2 separate regions of the Homo sapiens genome follow, and region 1 is linked to region 2. Evidence: read pairs that join two places in POLR2A ChIA-PET (ENCODE). Cell type or tissue: B cell. All regions are shown on one strand.

Region 1 (2,500 bases), 290 kb before region 2:
GTCCTGAGTGTGCAGAGTGGAAGGCAAACAGAAAGCAGCTGCATGGAGGGTGAAGGAGAGGCTGAGGGGAGAGGGCGAGGATGGGGTGGAGCTGGGAAGGTCAGGGGTGGTTAATGGCCGGACAGCAGCAGAAATTCCACCTGGCGAGCTGTGGCCCCGAGGTCTTATCGGGTGAGGTTGGGGGTTGAGGGTGAGGCCCAAGGGTGACACTGAGGCACAGGAGTGCTGCCCAGGCTCTCGGTCCTCCCTGCCCCTCCTGGTGCTCACCGTGGGTGTCAGCCTCGCTTTTCCCAAGTGGGAGAAAGCAGAGTTGTGGAGGTGGGAGGTGTCGGGTCCGTGGCAGAGCCCTTCTGCTGGGTTCCTGTCTGGGAGCAGGCAAGGGGTCCTGTGCCAGCAGACGCTCTTCCTCCTCTCCCCCACACCCGTACCCCTCCATCGCCCTTTCTCCCCTCCCCAAGTGGCCCGTGAAGAGCCCTGGCACCAGCCTTTACCTCACCCTCCAGGACAGACTGAGGGTGGGGACCGCGGGCTGCCGGAGCCCTCGGGGCGAACTCCCCAGCTCCCCTTCCCCTCCAGCATCTGCCTTTTGTTCCATCTCTCTTCTCCCTCCCTTCTCTCCCTTGACTCAGGAAAACCTTCATCCTTATCTCCCGAAGCAAATCGTTTCCCTCCCACCCCTGCCCGCAGGCCATTCCCTACAGCCAGGGGGTCCCCTCCCCCAGCTAATCCCCCGAACCGAGAGGCTGTAAACTCGGAGCTGGCGGGTGGGGTGGGGAGTGTTGCAGGAGTGCACGGAGCTGGCGGGGACTCCTCGGCAGAATCGGGGGAGTCCCGTAGGGCTCCGGGGGCTCGGAGCCGGCCCCGCCCTCCTCAAACTTCTGTAGGACCGCGCCAGTTTAAACCCCTCTCCCCCAGCCTAGTCCCTCCCGCACACACCTCCCCTTCTCCTGTCGCCCATTTTCCCCTCCGCTGGCAGTCCGGACTGGAGAAGGGAGGCGTGGGCGCGCGGAGGCAGCCTCCCCAGCAGCGGGGATTGCCTGGGGCGGGGGCCCTGCGTCGTGGTTTGCGGGGATCGCCCTCGGAGGGGCCGCACGCGCTGTGTGCAGGCGAATGTGAGGAGCATATCAATAGGCGGGCGGGGGAAGCGGGATCAGGTTGTTACTACTGCAGAGAGAGAGAGAGGAAGAGAATAGAGAGAGGGAGAGACTCGAGAGCGAGCGAGCGCGGGAGCGAGGGCCGCAGCGGCAGGGCCGGCGGGGAAGTGGGAAGAGGGACCTGGACTTCGGGACCCCAGCTGTCCCCGCCCCCGCCCCCGCCCCCGCCCTCTCCACCAGCTCAGGCTGAACGCGCCCGGAACGTCCCAGGGTAAGAGGGAACCCCAGGCGGGGCACCCCACGAGGGCAGCCAGTAGTCCCGAGCGAAGCCGTGCCTCGACCGACAGTGGCCACCTCTAGGGCCTGAGGCGTGGGCGGACGCGGGGTCGCCAAACGGTGACACTCCGACTTTTGGGACTTGGTGCTCACTGCGGGGTAAACTAAGAGTAGGTAGGACTGAGCCCGCGGTGGGAACTGTAATCCGGAAATCCATGGGCGTCGGAATTACCTGGCTAGACCCGGGGGAGGTGTCCTGAATTATTTCGGGAACCCCTAGCCCCCAACCTATCTCTCCCCGCGGAGAGCCCGGGTCCAAAGCGGAGAGAAGGCGAGAGAAGCCGCGGTGCCTTAGCGCTGGGACCAGGGACCTGCGGTGAAGCGAAGGCGACTCGCCGCAGAGAAGCCGTGGGAAGGGCGCGGGGAGGTGCATGAAGTGGGCGTGCGGAGAGAAGTGGGTGCGGGGCGCATGGGACCCTGCAGCGCCTGCCTCGCTGAGGAGGAGCTGGAAGACCATGCTCGCGCGACACTGGGGAGCCCCTGGCGCAGAGGGGGGTGTGCCGGAGGCACGGGCGGTTTGCAGGACTGGCTGCCTTTCTGAGCGCCCCCGCCTTGCCGCAGCCGTCCAGGGTTGAGATGAGCGGCTGCATTTTCCACCCCTTCCTCTCCCGGGAACTTTCCCACACTTTGACACGCGCCACGGCTCTGTGCATTGGAGGAAGCAGGCTCGCGGGGATCCTGGCAAGCTTGCAGAGACCCGGGTGGGCGATGGGAGGGGGCAGCTGGGCAGTGGAAACGAGGGCCCTACTCAGTTTGCTGTGTGACCTTGGACAAGCTACTGCACCTCTCTGAATCTCAGGATGATGGAGCGCATGGTGCCCAAGACAGGAATGGGGACGAGGTGGGGGAGGGCGCGCGGGGGGACAAGCTCATGGGCACGCCTGCCCGAGCCTCTGCACCTGGGAATCGCTGCCTTTGGTCACTGGCCTCTCTTAAGTGAGTTCAGTGCTCACTTCCGGGGCAGGGGGTGTCAAAGTGGAGCTGTGAACGCAGCGCCCCAGGGAGAGTCCGAAAGCTTCCATTCTGACCTGTCCTATGACCTTGGGCAACTCACTGACCCACTCTGGGCC
Region 2 (2,500 bases):
GATCCTTAAATTAATCATATCCCCAAAGTCTCTTTTACCCTGTAAGGTAACATATTTACATGTTCTGGGGATTAGGACTTAGACATTTTTGGGGCACCATTAGTCAGCCTACCACATCTTCCAACAGCTCTAACTTGAATTTCTGCATTCTCTGCCTACCAGCTGCTTGTGTTTTCTGCTCTTCTCTGTATGTTTTCTCCCTTTCCTCTTTCACACTCATTACTTCAACTCTCACCTTTATGCTAAAATCAAGTCTCTTGTCTCAAATATGAGAAAACTGGAGCATAGATAGGAAAGTGACTAGCCTTGAGTCACATAGATACCTACAGGATATTTACTTACTTACTTACTTATTTATTTGAGACACAGTCTTGCTCTGCTCTGTCACCCAGGCTGGAGTGCAGTGGTGTGAACACAGCTCACTGCAGCTTCAACCTCCTGGGCTCAAGTGATCCTTCCACCTCAGCCTCCTATGTAACTGGGACCACATGTTTGCACCACCATACCTGGCTAATTTTTTTTTGGGTGGGGAGGGGGTTGGAGAGATAGGGTCTCACCACATTGCTCAGGCTGGTCTCAAACTCCTGGTCTCCAGCAATCCTCCCGCCTTGGCCTCCCAAAGTGCTGGGATTACAGATATGGGCCACCATGCTAAACACCTATAGGAGATTTCTATTTGTACGTCTTCAGAGTACCTCAGTCTAATCGTTGACTGAATACTATTTCTACCTGAATAACACAATTCTTTCAGACTCACAAGCTAGAATTGTACTACACTTTTTTCTCATCTCCATTCACTCAGCTGGTTCTCTCAACTCTGTCTCTCCATTCATTCAGAAATCCAAGTGCTGCTTCAGAATCCTAAAATACTGCTTTGGTTGGGTAACGACCCTGCTCAAACCCACAAAAATTCTCTACTAAGGAGTCCATCAAGCCACCTTGGCCTGATGTTTGATGTTCAAAGCCCTCTAGGATGTCACCCTGACTCTCTCTCATCTCTAACCCTTCAAACACATCCATTAGGATTTCCTAGCATCCTCTGCCTACACACCACACCCATTCCTATTTATTCGCCCATGCTGCTCTACCATCCTGGACTGCCTTCGTTTGTCCTTCCACTTAGGAATACATCCTTTCCAGGGTATCATAGAATTTGGAACTCTAAAAGGAATCTTTTTTTTATTTATCTGTTTCCAAACCTGACTGTTAGTTCCTTGAGGGCAGAAATTATACCACATATATACTCTAGTACAGACTTACAATCTACCATTTAGACATTCAATATTAGTTGTTAATTAAGAATCTAAGAAAACCTCTAAAGAGAAAAATATAGTGGAACACGGCCAGGCATGGTGGCTCACGCCTATAATCCCAGCACTTTGGGAGGCTGAGGCGGGTGGATTACCTGAGGTCAAGAGTTCAAGACCAGCCTGGCCAACATGGTGAAACCCCGTCTCTACTAAAAATACAAAAATTAGCTAGGATGGTCTCGATCTCCTGACCTCGTGATCCACCCGCCCAAAACCCCGTCTCTACTAAAAATACAAAAAAAATTAGCTGCGCATGGTGGCAGGCACCTGCGGTCCCAGCTACTCGGGAGGCTGAGGCAGGAGAATGGCGTGAACCCGGGAGGCAGAGCTTGCAGTGAGCTGAGATCACACCACTGCACTCCAGCCTGGGCGACGGAGCAAGACTCCGTCTCAAAAAAAAAAACAACAACAAAAAAAACAATTAGCCAGGCGTGGTGTCACCCCCCTGTAATCCCAGCTACTCAGGAGGCTACGGCAGGAGAATTGCTTGAGCCCGGGACGCAGAGGTTGCAGTGAGTCGAGATCGTGCACTGCACTCCAGCCTGGCTGACAGAGCGAGACTCTGTCTCAAAAAAAAAAAAGAATGGGACACATGTAATTAATGGCATATTATTCAAATATCAAAAACTTTACTCTAGGCCAGGCATGGTGGCTCTTGTTTGTTTATAGACACAGGGTGTCACTCTGTCATCCAGGCTGGAATGCAGTGGCACGATCATGGCTCACTGCAACTCCAGTTCCTGGACTCAAGCTATCCTCCCGCCTCAGCCTCCCAAGTAGCTGCAACTACAGACATGCACCAACATGCCTGGCTAATTTTATTTTTTTGTAAAGACAAGGTTTTGCTATGTTGCCCACGCTGGTCTCAAACTCCTGAGCTCAAGTGATCCTCCTGCCTCAGCCTCCATCTATTGTGATTATTGGGACAAAATAACTGATGAATGACTGTCATGGGCTGAGGGTGGGAGGAGCTGTCTACCAAGGAGCACAAAAAATCTTGAGGGTAACGTTCTACATCTTGATTACAGTGGTGGTTCCACAACTGTACGCATTTGTCAAAACTCATACGATGCTACACTACAAAGAGTGAATTTTATTGTATATAAAGTATATCTTAGTTTTAAAATATTTTAAAAGAAAAAAATAAACTACTTAGTTTTATGTTAACAACAAGACTGGTCCAACTCCTT

What was found. Peaks named below come from ENCODE experiments on the same cell type or tissue, not always from the same donor. Only the 100,000 strongest peaks of a DNase experiment are listed, where the experiment ranks them.
Region 1: POLR2A ChIA-PET joins it to region 2 with 6 read pairs; 4 of 35 experiments call an interaction of 5 or more read pairs at or near these places.

The regions. Positions count from the first base shown.
Region 1 is chr1:202,642,143-202,644,642 of GRCh38, reverse strand. The region is part of intron 1 of SYT2 (synaptotagmin 2); the gene reads left to right. Among named protein-coding and RNA genes, the nearest start is that of SYT2, 67 kb to the left of the region's middle. RefSeq lists an enhancer at 931-1,863. In B cell, no CTCF peak of the experiment used is centred here; DNase peaks (open chromatin) are centred at 392, 982 and 1,742; H3K4me3 peaks cover 1,531 bases; H3K27me3 peaks cover 2,500 bases.
Region 2 is chr1:202,354,046-202,356,545 of GRCh38, reverse strand. The region is part of intron 1 of PPP1R12B (protein phosphatase 1 regulatory subunit 12B); the gene reads right to left. Among named protein-coding and RNA genes, the nearest start is that of PPP1R12B, 6.6 kb to the right of the region's middle. In B cell, no CTCF peak of the experiment used is centred here; no DNase peak of the experiment used is centred here.